Regions from separate parts of the Homo sapiens genome. Here region 2 is linked to region 1. The links are chromatin loops, found by intact Hi-C in ENCODE. Cell type or tissue: CD14-positive monocyte. All regions are shown on one strand. Each heading gives the region's core, and the rest is flanking DNA. Links, peaks and the distances in the headings are about the cores only.

The links. Hi-C counts contacts between places; a loop is a spot of excess contacts. Peaks named below come from ENCODE experiments on the same cell type or tissue, not always from the same donor. Only the 100,000 strongest peaks of a DNase experiment are listed, where the experiment ranks them.
Region 2: it touches region 1 in a loop (8-fold over the local background); 7 of 110 quality-filtered maps call a loop at or near these places.

What each region holds. Positions count from the first base shown.
Region 1 is chr5:143,548,202-143,560,169 of GRCh38, reverse strand. It overlaps LOC105378208 (a long non-coding RNA gene), which reads right to left. Exons shown (of 5, transcript XR_944374.4): 5 at 400-1,165. Among named protein-coding and RNA genes, the nearest start is that of MIR5197, 130 kb to the left of the region's middle. In CD14-positive monocyte, for the core only: no CTCF peak of the experiment used is centred there; DNase peaks (open chromatin) are centred at 2,529, 4,779 and 5,779; H3K4me3 peaks cover 1,000 bases; H3K27ac peaks cover 2,612 bases.
Region 2 is chr5:143,599,713-143,611,680 of GRCh38, reverse strand. No RefSeq gene overlaps it. Among named protein-coding and RNA genes, the nearest start is that of MIR5197, 74 kb to the left of the region's middle. In CD14-positive monocyte, for the core only: no CTCF peak of the experiment used is centred there; DNase peaks (open chromatin) are centred at 5,140, 5,790, 6,180 and 7,220; H3K4me3 peaks cover 2,330 bases; H3K27ac peaks cover 2,204 bases.

The DNA of each region.
Region 1 (11,968 bases), core at 1,435-9,434:
ATTCAATTCAGTTCCATTTGAGATGAGTGAGTGTTTTCCAAGTTGTTTATTAGTTATCTGTACAGAAAAGCTGCAGAATAGCAAGCATGATTTTCCAAATAGCGAGATTCTCTCACTGAAAATGGGAAGATAAAAGGAGTTATTTTTATAGTATCTATGGGAATCAGTTGGTAGCAATCTCTCTGTGATGCTTTCTTCAACACTCCCTCCCTTCAGCTCCTGATATTTCTATAAGGTTTCCATGGCTAGGTTTCCATGACACCACAACAGTCAGTTTGGTCCATTCAGTCAAAAACCTAATTGGTCAGAAAAAAAAAAAAGCCTTTTCCTGCACCTAAATGAATGCAGCCTTTCTCCACCCACCAACACACCTACACATACCCACTGACTCCACCCCATCCCACACACACACATTCACCATTGCTTCTAACACAGAGCTAGGCACACAGATATTTACAGCTATCTGTGACTTCCCTACTTGGGTTAAGATAACTTTCATATGGCAGAGAGTTTTGTGGACCATCTGATTAGTATTTGTAAAGAGCTATTTTGAAGTTAAGTGTTCTTCCAGTCTGGACTCTGAAAGTGACTCTCTTGAGATTACTTGCTAAAGGCAGACGCTATTGTTTTATAACTTACAAAAAATATTCCTTTCATCATCCTCAAAGACCAACTGATATTTCATTATCCTCATTTCAAAAGCTATAGAAGAAAAGATTATTTTCATACATGCCTATGAAACACATGTTTTCCTTTTCCCTTGAACCCCCTTGTTCAGGATTTGTTGGCTAGCCAGCCCTCCTGAGCTTGGCCTGCGATGGGTTTTATTTGAGATTTCCATTTCTTTGACATGAATGTTTTGGCTAAACTCACAGAGGGCTCATTCACAAGTTGTGGAAAGTCTTCACTCTCTACATCCAAGGCATGCCCTCTGTGGCACAGTGGGCTATTGAATCCCTGCCATGGTGACTGGTAGATGCATGTCTCTGTCAACATTTTCAAGTCATAAAGCTATGATGACTAAATAAACAGCATGTGGACTCCATCATCTCAGGCTTCCTATGCAGAGCATGCTGGCTTTGCTTGGGTGGGTTCATCTGTAGATGGTAGGCAATTCTTATGAAAACGATGGAGAGGGTGTGGTATCTTCTCAGGCCAAATGCTTCTGCAAAGTGGTAGACACATAAGATACACCGTAATCATCAAAATTCTTTGGGAGTCAAATAATAGGGTAAGCAGCCTCTCTTACACCAAAGTTACTGTTCTGGGGGTCCCAGAAATGTCCACATTAATTACCATTGTTATAACTCAATGTGCAAAGTATCCAGCTTCTATTGATTGTTCCCATTTGTCTCCAGTGTGTGAGTTTCTAGTAGCTCTATAAATACAATGAAAGCCTAAACCAGGCACTGTCAAGTAGTACAGCCTTATGGACCCAGCTGGGAATTCTGTACTTTCCTGATGTCTGCAAGGTGGTCATATACGTGTAATTGTCTCAGTTTCATAAAGAGCTCAATGAAGGGACCATGAAAATAAATGTGTTTCATTTTATTAAATCTCTTTGGGAGTTTTTCTGGCATGGTTGTATACAGGACCCTGAATACGAATATGGGACAGTTTTATTATACTACTGTTTAAAATATAACACAGTTCCCCAGTGTCTTTTGGACATGTGTTTCCTTTTTGTTCATTTTGTGTATAATGTATGTTACGGATGGGAGAAGGGAGTGTATTTGATCATGTTTCTTCAAAGTTGTATTTCTTGCTCTGGCTTCCAATGTCCTGCATGTTTTGGGTCCTGTTTTTTCTGGTTTCATTCTTAATCACTTGACCCTCTCTCTCTGCAGTTCATCTACCTGTCATTTTTTTTCAATCCTTGACACATTCATCTTCCCTCCCACCCCAGAGCCTTCATACATATAGTTCTGAGTGTTGGACAACTCACACCACACACACACAAACATACTCACAAACCCCACACACTCATCAAGCACAAATCCTCTCCTACCCAGCACTACTAGTCATCCTTCAGATCTCCACACAAGCACCACATGTGCAGGGAAGCCTACCCTGACCCTCCCACGTTAAATCAGGTATCTGGTCTTACATATTCTCATAGAACTTATTCTTTTCCATTAGAGCACTTGACTCCATTGGTAATTATTAATATATAATCATTTGGGTAGTTTTTAATTAATGGCATTATTTACCATAGATTTTTTACACCCTATAAGAAGAGAGACTGGATCTGTTTTTGCTCACCATCATCTCCTCAGCTTGGCACATAGAATCTGGCACATAACTGGCTTGCAATTAAAATTGAGTGAGAAAATGGATGGATGCATGCATGCATGAATTAATAAACATGAGTGTATGTGTGTATGCATGTCTGTGTGTGTCTTTCAGGGAATGAGAATGTTACTAATGTAACTTGCAGAGGGAATTTTTCTGTTCTCTTTAATTCAGGCTATTCTATTAAACAGGAAGTAGAAATGACAGTATTCTTCATATGAATCAACTTCTTTGCTAATTCTGCTTAAGAAATCAGCATTCATTCAGTCACATAAACACCATGAATGATTCATGTGCCTTTGGTTACCATTCAAGGAAAAATCTATTTATATGACTTACAAATATCATATAAATACTGTGTCTTGTTAACTATGCGTCTGTGTTCCTTTCAACTTAATCACAGAAATAGCAATTACTCCTCTCTAACACCATTAACAATCTCCTAATGTGCCAGAGATAAATTACTCAACAAATAAATGTTTAAATACATCAGCAGTGACCTATTGGGTATTATGTTACACACCCAGCAGCAGTTGCCTTCTTCATTTTCCTCTTCCTGCTCCACCTCCACACCGTGGAGTAGCCTGTGGAATTTGAGACCACTCCAAATAGATAGGATGAAGAGTACAAATACGTATGCTGAAGCTTAAAGATAAATGCTGTGGGAAGGCCTTGTCACCCACTACTGACTGGTACAATACAGCTGAGAATGCATTTTTGATCATGTACCAGATAATTAAAATAGTTGCAGAATGGAGAAAGGTTGATAAAAGGCACATGGGGAATCAGAGAGCTTAAAATAGTCAAGATTGCATACCAAGGCCAGATTTGAGTTCTAGCTCTCAGTGGTTCCTGCCCATTCAATGGTGGCTTAGGGAGAAATGGTCAAAACATAATTCTGCTAGTACAGTTATATTTATAATACAGAAACCAAGGCCTTTTAGAATTACCTTATACTTTGGATTCCAAGTATGTGTTCTAGTCTTGGCTACAGGGTCCAACAATCCATGGAATCATGGAAAATATATCTTGTAGTTCACAAACAGTACCGTCTTACAGGACATATTGTCTAAGCACTGCAGTGTTGAGTTCTAGGACAATAGGCATCAAATGTTCATAATATAGTCCTGCATCATAGCTTCCTTTTTAAAAAAAAAAATCTGTCAAGCTGAGAATAACTAATTTTTTAGAGCCTGGATTTGCCATCATAGAAATTATTCTCCTAAATTTGCTATTTGAGGTATTTTTCTAAATAAAAGTAATACTTCCTTTTTGAAGTATGTATTTATATCTGCATATAGATATATAGGCATCTATATAAATATGTAGATAATGACAGCAACATTAAATAGTATAGATATTTATAAATTAAGAAAATTAAGGCTGGGCATGGTGGCTCACATCTGTAGTCCCAGCACTTTGGGAGGCCAAGAGGGGCGGATCACGAGGTCAGGAGTTCGAGACCAGCCTGACCAACATGGTGACACCCCGTCTCCACTAAAAATACAAAAAATTAGCCAAGTGTGGTGGTGTGTGCCTGTAGTCCCAGCTACTCAGGAGGCTGAAGCAGGAGAACCACTTGAACCCGGGAGGTGGAGGTTACAGTGAGCTGAGATCGCGCAACTGCACTCCAGCCTGGGTGACAGAGAGAGACTCAGTCTTGAAAAAAATTAAAATCTCTCATTTTCCTCCTTTTCCTGCTGCATGTTATTTTCCATTCCACAGAGATATCCAGTGTCAACAGTTTGGTATACTTTTATTTTTTATTTTTTTTTTTTTTTGAGACGGAGTCTCGCTCTGTCGCCCAGGCTGGAGTGCAGTGGCGGGATCTCCGCTCACTGCAAGCTCCACCTCCCGGGTTCACGCCATTCTCCTGCCTCAGCCTCCCGAGTAGCTGGGACTACAGGCGCCCGCCACTACGCCCGGCTAATTTTTTGTATTTTTAGTAGAGACGGGGTTTCACCGTTTTAGCCGGGATGGTCTCGATCTCCTGACCTCGTGATCCGCCCGCCTCGGCCTCCCAAAGTGCTGGGATTACAGGCGTGAGCCACCGCGCCCGGCCATACTTTTATTTTTACATAAATAGGATCCTACCATATTTTCCATTCTGCAACCTATTATATTTTTCTTTAAGATATATTTTAAATGTACCATAGAAGGAGGCTTGGTAAAAGATACGTAGGATTATTGTATTATTTTTTAACATCTAGTGAGTACACAAATATTTTAAAATAAAAGGTGTTTTAAAAGCAATAAACTTTTCACTTAAAAAAATCATTGTTTATTGTACAATGAAATACTGAACGTTACACTACTTCACTCTGTTGAATGGGTTACTGACATTCCATTGTTAAGTTATATGATAATTATTTTAGCAAGCCTCCTTTTGATGGACACTTAGATTGTTTTTCAGCTTTTCAATATTGCTATCATGATGCAATGGACAACCTTGCACTTTGCCTCCAGTTGTGATGCAATTTGACAGGCCAATCTCCTAACCTGTTGCAATAATGTTTATGTTTGAGGCACATATATAGACTTTACAATCTCAAGTAGTTGTGCAAGAAAGTCTTAGTACTAGAATATTTGCATTTGTGTAAGAAACATTTAGTCAGAGTAGACATAAGCAAATGCCTGAAAGGTTTGTGTCTACTCCTCCAAAGTTGCTCAGCTTTTCAAACAAGCCCTCTCCAGCGGGATGCGTGTGTTCACCAGATCCTTCCCATGTGCTCAGAAAAGAGTCTGTAGGAGGCCTGTATGACTGAGTGACCTTCAGCCTTGACACAGTCAAACGAACAAAACCATCCGCAAATTCAAGAAAGAGCAGAGAAGGAGCTTCCCCAAGTTGGTTGAAAACATAAGGAAAGAAGTCTGAATTTGGCACCTCTCCCTGTGTGACAACCAATGACAGGCTTCATCAGAATTCAATGTTTCATCCCTGGGATGAGGCCAGACTTGTTTTGAATGTTAATATTTGTCATCATAGCACTTATCCATTTTGATATTTATTAATGTAACAAATTTAGGAGCCCTTACTTTGCACAGGGCATTATGATATAAGTATTGGGATATAAAGATAAACAAGGCACTCTCTGCACCCCACAAAAAACTCCGAGACTGTCTAGATTAGTAGTCTTGGGTTCTTTTACAGCCATGGACCCCTTTAAGAATCTGATGAAACCTGAGGAACTAGAAAAATATGCATCTGCATATATACCCAAAACTTTACAAATGATCTCAGCTAGAATCCTAACCTTGGAAGCCAACTATTAATCCATGGACTCCTTGGTCTATTGGAAGTGCAAGATGGGAAACTGGAAAATTTAGAGATCATCCAGATGAAACATCAGCTGTAAGAATGCAGCCATACCCTACAGCACTTCTCATTTTGTAAAGTACTTTCTCATATCAACATCCTCCTGCGGTAAACCTACTCCATTTTTGTCAGATGAGGCAATATTCTCAGAGAGATGGTATGACTAGCCAAAGGCCACTCAGCTAGAAGTTGGCAGGACTCTGACCAGAATTCAAGTCTATGACATGTACTCTGCTTTGCCAAATGGAGTAGGTGACTAATATGAAATGCCATGAACAAGATTAAAAAAAATCTTAGTGTCCATGATACGGAGATAAAAATTCTGACCAGTCATAGCTTTGCATATGGGCATATTTAAGTTTTAGAAGTCCCTCACCTCCCATACATATGTGTTTACACACTTAGCTCCCCCAGTTAAATTATGTGTTCCTTGAAGACAGGGACTATAGCTAGTTTATTCCCATTTCCTCTGTGCCTAGCAAAATGCCTGGCACATAGTCAGTCCTCATTGTTTATTGAGTGAATGAAAGGTCATTATACAAAGGAAGAGATTAGAGAGATTCGTTTATGCTAAATGTGTTTCTCAGTTCATATTCCACCTTCGAAAACTATCTTTAGGACATGAGAAGTGTCATCAGTTCATTGACATATTACTCATTGTTTCAACTGCATTTTTTGTTCTCCCTCTCCCCGGCTTTTATTAACTATTTGTAATATTTCATGAATAAAACCAACCTGGGTTGAGTCTAGTTTAAACACTTAATACTAAGCTGTCGTTCTCTTCACATAATAAAAATAGTTTCCACGTTATATGCCAAAATAGAAGAAACCTTAAACGATAATTTATTGAAATTAGTTGCAACGTTTAGGGTTTTTTGGGTTTTTTGGTTTAGTTGAAAGCTTATTGAAAAAAAAAGTAGGAGAAAAAAACAAACTGTATCTTACCACCCAACCCAAGCCAAATGACAACTTTAGAAAGTAATGTGATTGCTAAAGCAATAAATGAATGGTTTAACGCCTCTTGGGTCTTGGAAACTGTACCCACCCTTGCCAGGAAGGAGTGAGGGAATAAGTCTGTATTTCATTTGATGGCACTAAACTCCTTGAGGGCAGGATCTATTTCTGATCGACCTTTGTATTTAAGAAAAGTGTCTGGACATAGTGGGTGCTCAGTAAATTGTTATTAAATTAAATTGGATTTTTACAAAATTTACACATATCTGTAACATATGTTTATACGTGTATACATAGTATATAAATATCCTTTGTAGGCAGACATCTTTAAAGGACAAGCTGTGCCCATAGTCTTACAATACACCAAATGTTAAAAGCCCATCATGCTCATTTGTGCATGACCACAGCTAGAGTCAGTTGTGTTACAGAATTCCATCTAGTAAGTGCCTATTGTGATTAAAGTCTCCCCGTATAGTACGAATTTTGTATAATACTGTCTCAAACAGTTCCTAAATAAATAGATAACACAGTCCACTGCTGTATATAGCTTATATATACTTTTAACCTCAAACCAGTACTAGAAACAGCATGCCCAGCCTCAGCCAGTAAGTTCTCTATACCACACAGCCTTCTCAGCCAAGAAGTGCCCCACTGAGTCCCACTGAGCTGCATGTGCTTCTACATTGTGGGTTGTTACCTCACATGAATGGCTTCCTCCTGCCACTCATTTAAGCCTCTGTGGACAATTCTGACCCACAATGGCTGACAAAGACGGCAGATGGTAGAGCTGGACTTACCACAAAGAAGCAACAGGATGATACTAACATACCAGTTTTAGTTAAAACACAATGCTAAAATACCATATTTATGAAGGCTCAGTGTGTTTTCAAGGAAATGGTTGAGAAATTGAGGACTAAGGTCAGCAGGTAATTGGGGATTTAGGAAATTTATGCAGTAATATCAAGACGATAGAAAACATCACTAGAACCTAGGAGGATGACCTACAGTTGGCCATGAACAGGCAACTATGGCTCAAGCTAAATCAGGAATCAGAGGAATTAAAGGAAGTGAGAGAGCAATTGTTAAAGCACAGACCCAAAAACGTATTTGAACAACTCTTTATTGAGCCAGTTCAGTTAAAACTTAGGAGCACCTAATCATTTCAGGAACAACCAAGTCACCCAGGAGAAGGTCCCCTTCTACTTTCTTATCTAAATTACCTGAACACTTGGGGCCATTGTAACACTTAACACATAATAATTACACCTTCTCTAAAATCACCTCCCCTCATCTGGGAAGTGAATCCTGAGGGCTCTGAGGAAGGGGACCAGGCCAACTCCACATCTTCCCTCCTTGTGTTCTCTGGACCCACTGGGCTGGACTAAAATGTGGTCACTGTCCACCAGCACCTAATTTAGCACACTGGCACTTAATAAATATTTAGCACCATCAACGGTACTTGCAGGAAACATCTTGGAAATGAATTGTCTCGTTTTTAAGCAGCTGCTTGGGAATTGTGCATTTTGCAAAAAAACTGAATTGACTTGTTAATAAAAATAAATGATTCCATGTGTTACAGGATATTCTTTTAGCATTAGTTTCAAAGCCACATGTCCCAGAAAACAGCTCCCTTAATAAAAGGGAATAACTCATTTTTGTATTAAAATGATAATGATGCATTCAACAAATATTTGAGTACTTACTATATGTTCAGTACTGCTGTAAGCAATAGGAATGCAGCAGTGAACAAGGCAGGCAAGCTTTAATGGTGTGATTAAATACATAAATAAACAGATATATAGTATGTTACGTGCTATGAAGAAAAAGAGAAGAGAGAGTGATGAGGGATGTAATTTTACAAAGGGTAAAAGATATCTCAGAAAAGGTGACACTCAAGTAAGAGACCAAAATGGAATGGCAGTGTAAGGCGTATGAATATTTGGAGACAGTTCCAGATAGAGAGGAGGGTAGCACAAAGTGCCAGAGGCATCAGCAGGCATGTGTGGCCATAGTCAAGGAACAGCAAGGAAGCCAGTATATTTAAATCAGTGAGAAAGAAAGGAAGAGAAGATGAGGTTGGAGAGGTAGCAGAAGTCAGATTTTGCCAGACTTTGCAGGCCATGAGTAGGACTTTGGATATCATGCTAAGTGTGATGGAAAGTTACTGGAGGCTTTTGAGTAAGGCATGATCCGATGAAACTTTGGGTTAAACAATCCCAAACAACATTAAAACCATCTGAGTAAAGACTTCTGTTTTGAGTCAAAAGTAGACTAGATATTTAGAGAACCCCTTTCTGATACAGCATGCCTAAAAGTGTTGCACGTACATGCAACTGTGTGCACACACACAAATATGCACACCCACAAATACACACACACACATATGTATGTTGAGCTGGCACAAATGTAGGGAATTCTCTGGAGGCCAAAAATATAATTCCATAGAGGTTAGTAAGCACTAGAGTAGCATTTGCAATAGCATAATTTGCCAATTTCTGGTGACTTTGAATCTAAATTTTAAAAGCCCTTTCTTCTGAGAGATAGGAGGTAAATCCTGAAATCTAAGCAGACAGAGTAAGACACCAGATCAGAGACTATTCATGAAGTCATAGAACTCAGAGATCACACCTCACTGTTCCAAAAAAAAAAAAAAAAAACCATCCTACAGAGGGAGCTTATGGAAATAAATGCCTGCTTGGATTAAGGGTTTAGGTGGTGTATTAAAAAAGGAGAGAGAGTGTCTTTCTGAGAATTCCTAAGGTATATAGTACTGCAAACACAGTTTGGGGGTGATAATTTATAAAATCTTTGTGGCAAGAAAAAGAAGGAGGAAGAGGAGGGGTAAGGGAGGGTAAGGAAATTTAAAATAATATGGGGTCAGGAGTTCCCCCAAATCTGCTTCTGCCAACACAAATCCTCTTGGAAAAAAAATTTATTTCAAACACAAGCCTCAAAAACATCTCACAGATGTCTTTGCAAAAAAAAATGAATTCACCATCAAAAATAAACACTTGAAGTAAACCACCATGAGCAAGAGATGGTCAAAACTACAAACTATAGAATCAGACCAATAAGTCTACTTACATTCAAAATATCTTACAAAACATAAAAAGCCTTGAAGAAATATTGAAAGAAAGAGGGCACTAAAATTATAACAAAGAAATTAGAAACTATCAAACTATATTAGGCAGATATAAAAAAAAACACTTTCTAGAAATGAGAACATAAAAATCAAAATTAGAAATTCAAGAAGAGATTAGAAAGCAGATTATACACAACTAAAGAGACAATCAATGAAGTGGAAGAGAGAACAAAAGAAAATATCCAGAAAGAAGCATAAAGAAAAAAATTATATTAAAAGAAAGGATAAGAGACAAAGGAAACTAATGGAATCTAATATACATTTTATTAGAGTTACAGAAGGAGCTCATAGAGAGAATGAAAGGGCAAAAATATTTGAAAAGTAAAAGGGCTTAGAATTTTCTAAAATTGATAAAACAATTCAAATTTAGAAATTCCAAATGGAGAAATAGGGAAGAGGAGAAAGAACAAATGGAAAAAAAAATACATCCTTAGACATAACATATAGTATTACTGCATAACTGAAAGCAAAGGAAAAATGCCTAATTCATGAAATTTAAAAAGTCAGGATAGAACTAAAATCCCTGACAACAATAACTACTAAAGCAGCAGCTAAAGGAAAGTGTGATGCTTACATTAGAAAAATAAGAAACGCTGTAAGTTATATACCTAACTACTTTGGTTGCTAGGTAAATAAAGGAAAGTATAGTAGAAGAAAAGAAGCAGTAAAGATAAGATTATTTTTCCAGGCCGGGTGCGGTGGCTCATGCCTGTAATCCCAGCACTTTGGGAGGCCAAGGCGGGTGGATCACGAGGTCAGGAGTTTGAGACCAGCCTTACCAACATGGTGAAATCCCGTCACTACTAAAAATACAAAAATTAGCGCAGTGTGGTGGCATGCACCTGCAGTCCCAGCTACTCAGGAGGCTGAGGCAGGAGAATCACTTGAACCCAGGAGGCCAAGGTTGCAGTGAGCAGAGATCGCGCCACTGCACTCCAGCCTGTGCAACAGAGCAAGACTCCATCTCAAAAAAAAAAGTATTTTTCCAAAAAATATTACAAATGGCCAATAGGTACATGAAAAGTACTCAGCATCACTAATCATCAGGGAAATGCAAATCAAAACTGAAATGAGGTATCACCTCATACCTGATAGGTTGACTATTATCAAAAAGACAAGAACTAACAAATGTTGGCAAGGAGGTGGAGAAAACGGTACCTTTGAACATTGTTGGGAGGATGTAAATTGGTACAGCCACTGTGAAAAATAGTACAGAAGTTTCTCAGAAAAGTAAAACTACAACTACTGTATGATCTAGCAATCCCACTTCTGAGCATATATCTGGAGGAAAGAAAATCAGTATCTCAGAACCATCTACATTCCCATGTTCACTGCAACACTATTCACAATAGCCAAGATATAGAAACAACCTAAGTGTCCATCAGTGGATGACTGGATAAAGAAAATGTGGCATATATACACACAATGAAATATTATTCAGTCATAAAAAAGGAAGAAAGCCCTGCCATTTGCAACATGGATGAATCTGAAGGCCATTATGCTAAGTCAAATACACCAGGCAGAGAAAGACAAATAATGTATAATATCACTCACATGTGGAATTTTTTTTAAGTTAAACTCATAGAAACAGAGTAGAATGGTGCTTACCAGGACTTTCTGGGGTAGGGAAAATGGGGAGATATTGGTGAAAGGGTACAAACTTTTAATTATAGGATAAATAAGCTCTGAGGAGAAATTTATAGCATGGGTACTATAGTTGATATTATTATATTGTATAATTGAAATTTGCTAAGACAGTAGATCTTAAGAGTTCTCATAACACCAAAAAGGTAACTATGTGAAGTGGTGAATGTGTTAGTTAACTTGATTGTGGTAATCATTTCACAATATATTTGTATATCAAATCATCAGATTACATACACAAAATATATGCAATTTTATTTGTCAATTTTATAGACAAAAAATACAAAGTAAAATTGGAAATATTTAATGTATACAATGTGAGGATTTGATATATCTCAAATATTTATGCCTCAGTAAGGCTGAAAAAAAGTATGACTACAAGTCAATTAAATAAACATTCATTAGAAATGATTAACAAAACCAAAAATTTGTTATTTAAAAGGACTAATAAAATTTATAATAGGATAATAATTGGCAAAATTGATCAAGGTAAAAATAAAAAAAGCACAAATAAATAATTCTAGAAATAAAAAAGAAAATATAATTAGCATATGTATGGTGCAGACATTAAAAAGATAAGAGGGGCTGGGCAAGGTGGCTCACACCTATAATCCCAGCAC
Region 2 (11,968 bases), core at 1,468-9,467, 51 kb before region 1:
GTTTCCATTCCATAAATAGATTCATTTTTAAAAATGCTTAGTGAGTACCTATGATGCACTAGACATGGTGCAGATATCGGGAACATGGTATAAACTAGAAGACCATGGGCCCTGCTCTCATGAAACTGAGTCAAATAAGGAATTAAATGAGCTATTTTTTAATTTGTATAAAAACAAAAATTGTGTACAAATAAGAGCCCATCTTGAAGCTTAAAAATAAGTGTATAAAAATAGTCACATTTGGTGACTATTCCTTCATTTTGGTGTTTGTAAGGCATTCTGTATGTTCACTTTTTCTGACACTGCATTTACCATTTCCTCCTCATCTTTTGACAAGGGTAGAAATATTCTCTACCCTGCTTGAGGCTCACTTCTTCCACCTATCCTCTGAGCCCTATCATCTTACATGTATTTATCTCTATTAACACATGATATTGTTATTTTTCATTTACATGAATGTCTCCTCCACTAGACTGTGAAGTTCTTGAGGTCACACAAGTACTATCACTATTCTTTAATTCTCATGCCTAGCAGAGTGCTTGAGCTATATATAGTAGGTACTTTATAAATACTAGTGGGATGGAAGAAAGGAAGGCTACAGATATACAACTTCTATGTAGGATACTTACATTCTTTCATTTTTCTTATGACATATCTTAAAAATATATTTGAACAATAATCGTTTAGTCAGTTCCTGGTACATAAATTTATTGAAGATGAGAATCTTCAATGTGGTGACATAAAGAGTCCCTTTCTCATAATTTCATTTTTCTAAATTATTTTTATTTTTCCATAAGTTATTGGGGTACAGGTGGTATTTGGTTACATGATTAAGTTCTTTAGTGGTGATTTGTGAGATTTTGGTGCACCCATCACTGAGCATCACACATTGTACCCTATTTGTAGTCTTTTATCCCTCACCCCCTTCCCACCTCTCCCCTCAAGTCCCCAAAGTCCATCGTATCATTCTCATGCCTTTGTGTCCTCATAGCTTAGCTCCCACATATCAGTGAGAACATACGATGTTTGGTTTTTCATTCCTCAATTACTTCACTTAGAATAATAATCTTCAGTCTCATTCAGGTTGCTGCAAATGCCATTAATTCATTCCTTTTTATGGCTGAGTTGTATTCCATCATATGTATATGTATATCACAGTTTATTCACTTGTTGATTGATGGGCATTTTGGTTGGTTCCACAATTTTGCAATTGTGAATTGTGCTGTTACAAACGTGTATGCAAGTATCTTTTTCAAATAATGACTTCTTTTTCTCTGGGTAGATACCCAGTAGTGGGATTGCTGGATCAAATGGTAGTTCTACTTTTAGTTCTTTAAGGAATCTCCACACTGTTTTCCATAGTGGCTGTACTAGTTTACATTCCCACCAGCAGTGTAAAAGTGTTCCTGTTCACCACATCCATGCCAATATCTACTGTTATTTCATTTTTTGATTATGGTCATTCCTGCAAGAGTAAGGTGGTATCACATGGTGGTTTTGATTTGCATTTCCCTGATCATTAGTGATGTTGAGCAATTTTTTAGATGTTTGTTGGCCATTTGTACATCTTCTTTTGAGCATTGTCTATTCATGTCCTTAGCCCACTTTTTGATGGGATTGTTTGTTTTTTTTTCTTACTGATTTGTTTAAATTTGTTGTAGATTCTAGATATTAGTCCTTTGTCAGATGTATAGATTGTGAAGATTTTCTCCCACTCTGTGGGTTGTCTGTTTACTCTACTTACTATTCCTTTTGTTGTGCAAAACTCTTTAGTTTAATTAAGTCCCAGCTATTTATCTTTGTTTTATTGCATTTACTTTTGTGTTCTAGTTCATGAAATCCTTGCCTAAGCCAATGTCTAGAAGGATTTTTCCAATGTTATCTTCTAGAATTTTTATAGCTTCAGGTCTTAGATTTGAGTCCTTAATCCATCTTAAGTTCATTTTTGTATAAGGTGAGAGTTGAGTATTCAGTTTCATTCTCATACATGTGGCTAGCTAATTATCCCAGCACCATTTGTTGAAAACGGTGTCCTTTCCCCTACTTTATGTTTGTGTTTGCTTGTTGAATATCAATTGGATGTAAGTATCTGGGTTTATTTCTGGGTTCTCTATGCTGTTCCATTGGCCTATTGCCTATTTTTATACCAGTACCATGTTGTTTTGGTGACAATGACTTTATAGTATAGTTTGAAATCAGGTAGTACGATGCCTCCAGATTTGTTATTTTTGCTTAGTCTTGCTTTGGCTATGTGGGCTCTTTTTTGTTTCCATATGAAGTTTAGAATTGTTTTTTTCTAATTCTGTGAAGAATGATGGTGGTATCTTGATGGGGATTGTGTTGAATTTGTACATTGCTTTTGGCAGTATGTTCATATACACAATATCGATTCTATCCATCCATTAGCATGGGATGTCTTTCCATTTGTTTGTGTTGTCTATGACTTCTTTCAGCAGTGTTTTGTAGTTTTCCTTGTAGAGGCCTTTCACTTCCTTGGTTAGGTATATTCCTAAGTATTTTATTTTTTTACAACTATTGTAAAAGGGGTTGAGTTCTTGATTTGATTCTCCACTTGGTCACTGTTGGTTTATAGAAGAGCTACTGATTTCTGTACATTAATCCTGTATCCAGAAATTTTGCTGAATTCTTTTGTCCATTCTAGGAGCTCTCTGGAGGAGTCTTTAGGGTTTTCAAGGTAAACGATCATATTGTCAGCAAACAGTGACAGTTTGACTTCCTCTTTACCAATTTGGATGCCTTTTATTTCTTTCTCTTGTCTGATTGCTCTGGCTAGGACTTCCAGTACTATGCTGAAGAGGAGTGGTAAGAGTGGCTATCCTTGTCTTATTTCGGTTCTCAGAGGGAATGCTTTCAACTTTTCACCATTCAGTATTATGTTGACTGTGGGTGTGTCTTAGATGGGTTTTATTATATAGAGGTATGTTCCTTGTATGCCAATTTTGCTGAGAGTTAATCATAAAGGTATGCCACATTTTGTTGAATGCTTTTTCTGCATCTATTGAGATGATCATGTGATTTTTGTTTTAAATTCTGTTTATGTGGTGTATCACATTTATCGACTTGCATGTGTTAAACCATCCCTGCATCCCTGGTATGAAACCCATTTGATCATGTTGGATTATCTTTTTGATTTCAACACTTCCAAACATGTGATAGATGAGTTGTCTCAGTCACCATGCAGCAGTCCAAATTGTAAATTGTTTACCCACTAATATCATCAAACTACTAAATATATCTAAAGTAAGTACTTTATAGCCCTCAAAATGTTTGTATTAATCCATTTTCACACTGCTGATAAAGACATACCCAAGACTGGGAAATTTACAAAAGTAAGAGGTTTAATGGACTTACAGTTCCACGTGGCTAGGGAAGCCTCACAGTCATGGCAGAAAGCAAAAGAAGCAAGTCACGTCTTACACGGATGGCAGTAGGCAAAATGAGAGCGCTCGTGCAGGGAAACTCCTGTTTATAAGACCATCAGACCTTGTGACACTTATTCACTATCATGAGATCAACACAGGGAAGATTCACCCCCATAATTCAATCACCTCCCACTGGGTTTCTCCCATGACACATGGAACTGGGGGAGTTACAACTCAAGGTGAGATTTGGGTGGGGACACAGCCAAACTATATCAATGTTCTGTTTTATAGTCAATATATCTTTGCTATAAATTCCCCAATGTGAGTTTTTATAGCAAAATAAATCAGTGACATGACAAAAAGGAGTAAATTAGTGAGTTGGTAATTAAAAACAGCATCATCTGTAACCTAGCAATCCAGCATCCCTGGAGTTAGACAAAGGCATCCAATAGCCTTGGTTTTGAGACACTTTGGAGTGTCTTCCACATTAACTTTCCTTGCCCTCAGCCTGAATGGGCCCTCAGCAGTCAATAGTTAAGACCCCATCTTGTGGCCACCATTGATTGGACAGGGCTGGACACTGGACACAAGCTAAACTAATCAGAGACTCTTCTCTGAGAACTTGAAATTAGGATCAAGAATTTGGAATCAAGCGATTTCATCTCTCCACTTGACTAGACTTCTAACATGGTGATTTGAGAGCCATGGGGTCCCAGGTTCTGCCATGAGGACTAGGGAGCAGAAAAAAGTGAGTCTACAAACAGTAAGAATGAGACAGAAATACAGAGAGAAACAGAGGCAAGAGATGGGGGATGTGCCCTATGCTCACAATGGCTTTCCCACTTCCAGATACTTCTGAGGCCAGGCAGTGCTTTCTGCCCTGGAGTTCATTGGATACCCATGTTCTCTTATGAAAGGAATCCTTTATGGGTAGCTTAAGCTGGTTTGTTTGTTTGTTTGTTTGTTTTCACTTGCAACCAAGAAATCCTAAGTAATACAAGTTCTCATTCTGTTGTCTCGGAAAGGGGCATTAGTGACTTCTAAACCTTCCATGAAGCTAACCTAGTTTTAACTAATTTTGATTTATATATGTAAAAAGTAACGCATGAACATGGCACAAGTAAAAAAACTGAAAGTAAAAATCTTCCTCTACCCTCAGTCCCTAAGTAACTGTCCTTAATAGTTCTTTATATATCTTTAACAAAATGTTTATATAGATACAGATAGACGTATTGATATTTTATTTTACATAAATGGAATCATTTTACAAATGTTCTGCTGTTTGGTTTTTATACAGTAATATACCTAAGATATGTTCCCATGTCAGAAAATATGTATCTATCTTATTATTTATGAAGGTTGCATAATATTCCATTGTTTGGAAGTACTGTAATTTATTTAATCTCCTAGGACTTAGATTGTTTTCAGTTCTTTAGTATCATGCTGCAATGTCTTGCCCATGTATCTTTGAGTGCTTTTGTGAGTCTATTTGCAGTAAAAACCCCTAAATTGTAATTGCTAGCACCCATGATTTGTGCATTTTAAATTCAATAAATATTGTTTAACTGACTCCTTCCATGAGTCTAACTCTGAAGAAAGGAGCATTAAAACCTCCTGTAAGTAGAACTAGAAAAGGTGTGGGATAGTGAGTCAGATAAAGCACAGAACACTGAAGTATGAAAGGGAATATGGTTTTGTATGACACAGGCCAAAAGATGCTCAATGCTTCCTCATCTGATATGACCAAGACCAACGAGTTCTTAATGGGCCATTTTGAGTCACCACGATATAGATTTATATTCACCCACATCCTGCCTGGTAGGGTGAGACATGACCAGTAAAACCCAGTCCCCCTGTGGTTGAGAATTTATGAACTCAGGAGAACCCTGGAGACGAGAATATTTTTTTCTCAATCTTGCCTCCCTTCCAAAAGTTCTTCTGAACAAAATGAAAAAATGGGATTTCTCCTATCTAAGAGTTTATTTCACACTTTGTGGTTTAGAGAGCAACATGTCACTCCTTATAGGACTCTGGGGTGGCTATGACAATAATACCCATTTTACAGATGATGAAACTAAAGACAAAAAAAAAAGTGACTTTCCCATGGTAATAGAACAAGTAAGTTTTAAAGCTGGATTCAAGCCAAGGACCTCTGGCTAGAAAACAGTCCTTCTTTAAAGCAACGACACTAAGCTGAAATAGCTGATTTTGACCCCTTAAATAAACCGTTTATTTGTAGCTAGTACAAGCCACCTGTTAAGCAATAGTTTTCCAATTGGGTATTTGGGAGCCATGTAAATACAGTTCCTGTGCATCAGCAGGGAGCTGTCAGGGTTTGAACCTTCAAGTTTCCTCTCTCACATTATTGAGTCAAAACCCATCACATGTTAGAAAAGAATCAACTCCACTTAGGAGAGAGCTGACTGAGCACAGGCTCTTAGGAAAGAGATGAGTAAATACTTCCGATAATTAGACAAAAAGTCCTAAATTAGCAAAGCTTTCTGAGAAATTTTGACATGTTAGGAAATCCTCAGAACTATAGAATTGCTTTTCTGCAACCACTTACCTTCCCATTCCCTACTCCCAGCACATAACCATCAAGCAACCAAATGTCCATGAGGTCGGAGTTCTGTTAACAAACCAGCAGCAGTAAATGCTGGCCCATGGGATGCCACTCTCTGTGTCCAGTGGCCTTGGATCTCCACGAGGAAACACAGTTCCCTCAAGTGACAAGAGCTCTGCCTTACAATCATGAGTGTTAAAAATAGATGTGTACATGCAAGAGGAACAACCATGGGAAGTGGTTTTTGGCATTTCCTGTGGTCATATGTGCATCTGTTACCCGCCAACTGATTTCTAGAATGTGATTACAGATAGCTTACAGTAACAATTTTTATACCAAATGCCTAACTAATAAAAACATATGACTCTTCAGAAGTACAAATGCAAGGTATGGTGAGGAATTGAAGAAACAATCAGCATGATTCAGATCCTAAAATAAAATAAATCAGCACAGATTACATGATTCTATATTCCAGGTGTTCTCCTCCCTTCCTTCCACTTTTGATCTACACACTTTCCATCAGTGATCTCATTCAGAACCATGGAATTAAGCATCATCATTACCCTTATAATACCACAACTCCCTCTCCAGCCCTAGATATCTCCATTGAGCTTGAAGCTTGTATAGCCGACTCCACCTTAATATCTTCAAATGATTGTCCAATAAGTATCTCAAACTTGACATAAACAAAACAGAACTTTGTGGGGGTTTCTTCCCCAAAAACCCATTTCTTTCCCATTCTTTCTCAAATAAGTAAATGGTAACATCCTTCACCCCAGTTCACATACACACCTCTAACAATTTTTGTTCATCCCATCTTTTTCCTCATATCCAATCCATCAGCAGGTCAAGCCACATGTCTCCACATCCATGGCTGCTCTTCTAGTCCAAGCTTCCTCCATCTCTTGCCTGGATTACTAAAACAGACCTGCTTTTATTCTTGATTCCTGGCAACCCATTCTCCCCTGCCTAACCCCTCCATCTTCCATCACACTTAAGAAAAAAAATGCCTGGCCAGGCACAGTGGCTCACACCTGTAATCCTAGCACTTTGGGAAGCCAAGGCGGGCAGATCACCAGGTCAGGAGATCAAGACCAACCTGGCCAACATGGTGAAACCCCGTCTCTACTAAAATACAAAAAATTAGCTGGGTGTGGTGGCACGCCTGTAGTCCCAGCTACTCAGGAGGCTGAGGCAGGGGAATTGCTTAAACCTAGGAGGCAGAGGTTGCAGTGAGCCGAGATTGCGCCACTGCACTCCAGCCTGGGCGACACAGCAAGACAGCAAGACTCCGTCTCAAAAAAGAAAAAGAAAAAGTAATGCCTTACTAATACCAGCAATGCCATACAGAATCTAGCCTCTCCTCCTGTCTGAATTACCTCATACCTCATTCCACTCCACAAATACCCAACATGCCTTGTTTCTGCTCCTCAAACATAACAAGCTTGTCCCTTAGGGCATTTGCTTCTTCCTCTCCCTGGAATGCTCTTCGTCCAGATCTTCATATGGCAGGTTTCCTTTGTCATTTGGGCTTCATTTCAACAGTCATCTCGCAGGCCTTCCTTGAGCACCCAAATCTATGTTGTTCCTTCTACCCTTCAGTCACTATCACATATATCATGTTACCAGGTGTTTTTTTCAACATGGCTAAATTATCTTTTCTTCTTCTTAATTTTTGGTTTCCTCCATTAGAATGTAAACTCTTGAAGTCGGGGGCCTTGTCTGCCTAGCTCTTTTTTTTTTTTTTTTTTTTTTGAGACAGAGTCTTGTACTGTCTCCCAGGCTGGAGTGCAATGGCATGATCTCGGCTCACTTCAACCTCCCCCTCCCAGGTTCAAGCAATTCTCCTGCCTTAGCCTCCCGAGTAGCTGGGATTACAGGTGCCCACCACCACGCCCAGCTAATTTTTTGTATTTTTAATAGAGATGGGGTTTCACTATGTTGGCCAGGCTGGTCTCGAACTACTGACCTCGTGATCTGCCTGCCTCGGCCTCCCAAAGTACTGGGATTACAGGCATGAGCCACCGAGCCCAGCCTCGTCTGCCTAGCTCTTGACTGAATTCCTAAAGCCTGTTGAATAAACCCCTGACTGACTTAGTAGATATGGATTGGATAAATCCCTGACTTCATAGATATGGATGAAGCCTGCATGTGACTGTTGACTCAAGTAGAATGAGTCTGCATTACGCCAAATGAGAAAATCGTTGTGTATTTGATCTCTGCCTCATCTGGAAATTTCTTCTAGAGAGAGAAGAGAAGAATTCACCCAGGACTACCAGAGCAGTAACAACTTTTGATAAGCAGGGGCAGTTTTGTCACAGACTTGATCCAACTTGCTTCTTCAGGTTCCCAGATACATGAAGAAACAGAAAGCCCATGACAGATGCATGTTTTCATTTATTCTACAAATATTTATTGAGAGCCTACAAAATCCAAGGATTGTGGTAGGTAGCAAGAATTCAGTGGTAAATGTGACAGAAATAGTCTCTGCTCTTGTTGAATTCAGAGTCTGATGGAGGAGACATATAGTTACAAAGTAACTACACAAATAAATATTTATTTTGTGATGAGATCCAGGGGAAAAGCACAGGATGCTATGACAAAGAGAGAGCAGGAGCAGCTCTTCCTGACCAGGCGCAGTTCTTCAGGAAGAACTGCCATGCTGCATTGGCATTAAGGCAAACTCACAGAAAAGAAGAACCACCACGAGGCCAACCCTTGATCCTGTCTTGTCTCCCTTCGCCTTCCCTCTACTGCCACTCCCTTTACTAGAAAGGTGATTTTCTCTATGCAAGCAGTACAAGGCTGGGTGACCCCACTGCATCTAACAATTGGTCCCATAGGACTTGCCTGCAACAGCATGGGGGAAAGCAGATGACCCACTTGAGCCAGATTCTCTGTGATATGCTCACCTTTGTCCTTCCTCCTACCCGCTAAAAACCAGCAGGTAGCCAAGAACTTATCCCACTCATGAACAATACCGCCATGACTACTAGTACTATTGCTTTATCATCATCCTCTTTGGTTAGCATTGACTTAGATCTTCATTTGTACCACTGAGTTCCCTGTGTCCTAAGCGTTTGCTTTCCTGATCTCCTTCCACGTTCACTCATGTTGTTGTTTCTGCAACTATTCAGGTACAGACGAGAAAACTGATATAACTGTTTACGAACATAGACTATTCACTTACAGATGAGAAAACTGATATGCAGAGAATTAAAGTAATGTGCCAAAGGTCACATGAGAAAGTGATAAACTCAGAGTTAAAACCCAGGTCTGTCAGCCCACTCTCAACCACCATACTATGCCACTTCTCTATGGTAGAAATAAAAAACTGGAAACTTCTCTAGAACAATCTTAGCTCAGGAAGCCGAATTAGGTATATGTTATGATCCTGTGATATGTTACATAACTCGAGATGAAAGAGAAGCCTCATGTATATTCAAGGCTTTGTGGTGCCTGATTTTAGCAGATGTGAACCCTTCAGGGTATCTGTTCGCTAGTTACATTCTGTACTTTCAAGGCACAGTGTTCTTTGAAGATAAGACCTTATTTGTTCTCAGAACATTTATTGGTCAGAAACCATTGTGATCACTTTGCAGATAAGGCAACTGAGGTTTGGGACTGACAAACCAATATGGCCCAAGTCTCCTAAGTTACATCAGAAGCCGATGACAGATTGCAGCCCCCATCTTTCATGCTTTTGGCTGGTCGCCCAACACCTCCAAGCTTCAGCTTCCTCATCTGCAGCATGAGAGACCTAGTCCAGGGCTTCTCTACACACTTCCTTTTCCCCAAATTCACATCACTCAGTGTTGGTTATAGTGGTCACCAGTTAGCTCTGCCTGTCCAACAAATGTACTCTTTTCTTTTGGTGCCCCCTTGTCTATGTGGGAAACCATCCTCTCTTGATAGCCCAAGCACAGCTCCAAGGCCAGGGGAGGGCAGGACCCATTCATTGATACCTGTGCTGCATCCAAAGAAGGAAAGGTCATTTCCCAAAGGAAAATCATGGCTTCACTGACCTAAGCAAGGGGCACAGATGCTCAACGTAAAACCCACCCACGTCCACCACAAGGGACTGCTCTTCAGTGTGCCGGAGAACTTAAACTTTCTCCAAACCTGGATGCAAGAGGCCCTAGGCCTGGGTTCGTTCGGTATGACAAGGGCCCCTTTAAACAGGAAAGCAGGAAGAGCATTCCAGAAGAAGATAGGATAAATGTGGAGTTGAGCAACTTGTGCAAGGTCATTTGAGGCTCTCAGGAGAGAAAGCAGGCCACCTGGCTCTTATTCCAAATTTCCTTCTAACCCCGCTGCTCCTCTGCTCCAAAGTCTGTACCCATAGCTATGTTGTCCCATTATAAAAGGAAGATTTGCTTTTTATTTTTTAAACTTTCCAAATGACAGTTGTTAATAAGAAATATCTTTAATGTTTCCTATTTTATTGAGAAATGAAGAAGAAAAAAAATCTGAATTTAAGGCCATTTAGAAGAGAGGAAGAAAAAATGAAACAAATGTGACACCAATAATAAAGAACACGTGAGATTATGGAAGAAAATAGCAGTGGTATCCCTCTGGACCAGAGGTCTCAAAGGTAGCCTGAGGACTGATTTCGGCCATTGGATATGTTTTATTTAGCCAATACAATGAGTCTTTTTAATGTTGAATTAATTGCCAACATTTAAAAACTGAAATGTTTTATATAAAAAGATTTCAGATGTGAGCGTTTGCTCGAATTAAGGAATAGGCATTCCCTCTGTACAGCATAAGAACTCTGTTCTCTGTGTCTCTCAAAGCATACTCTTCATTGACATTAACTGCTAGTCCCCATAGATGTTTGAATTTCGCAACCTCTGACTTAGATAGTTCTACAGCAGCAGCAGCTGCTGCTGGCAGGAGCTAATGTAACTATTTCCCTGAGCTTTCAGGCTCACCCCAGAACCTGAGCTGCTCCTAAAAATGTTGTAGGAACCTGTACCATTTATCTTGCCATGCTTTGTCAGCTCTGGCTTTGTGGAAGGGAACCTAAATCAATACCCAGTTTAGCTGAAGAAAATGAGACGGTTATAGGTGGGTTTACATCTCACTTAGGCTTCTGATGTCAGAACCGGGAGTTTAACATGAGCGGCTTGAAGGAAGGTGAGTCAGTGAGGTTGAGATGGAATAAAGGAGCTCTGCCAGGCAGGGGGTCCAGCCAACTTCTAGAAACTGCCAAAGCCAGGAAGAGGCAAGGTGGAAGAAAAGGTACTGGTGAAAATATTGAGTCTCATAGAGGAACCAGAGAATAACACCAAAAAACAACAAGATATGTGTCTGAAATGTTTGTACCCAGTCAAGCAAGGGTTTCGCCATTCATTTATGAGTGCATTGAACAATTTAGACAGTTAGTAGGTAAGTTTTAGATCATAGAATTGACTTTATTTTTCAACAAATGATTATTCCTTAATCCATTTATTCATTCAACAAATATGTACTGAACGTGTTCTGTATGTCAGGCACTGTCCCAAGCACTGAATGGCTGTGCATGAGAGACAAGCACATGTTAAATTTTAAATTACTTTATTATGTTTATTTGTTTTAATATATTGGTATAAATTTTGGCCTAAGTCTTCCCTAAATCTCTGTCATATATGACAATAAAGTCCTGGAATAGTAATTTCAGGGGTTGAATCAGGATAGCCTTTGACACAGATAGGAGACTTCCAGCATGGAAGGAAACGGCGCTCAATCAGTAAAAACACTTTAGCACCACCTCATATTTGTTTGTTTATAAATGAGATAATGTATATTATATAATACATTATAAAACATACAAAGGAAATGTTCAATTTGGAAATAATGAAATTTGTTATTTAGTTGTATTTATTATTTTTAAAAATAGAAGTTCTAGTATTTCTCTTCCACTCTGAAACGAATTGTTTTGTGCACTTTCTGAGGTGTGTCACCCCACAGTGGAGACCACTGGATTAGGCTGCCGATTCTAAAATTGTCGTAGGGCTCTATGGTGATCAGATGTTAGCGT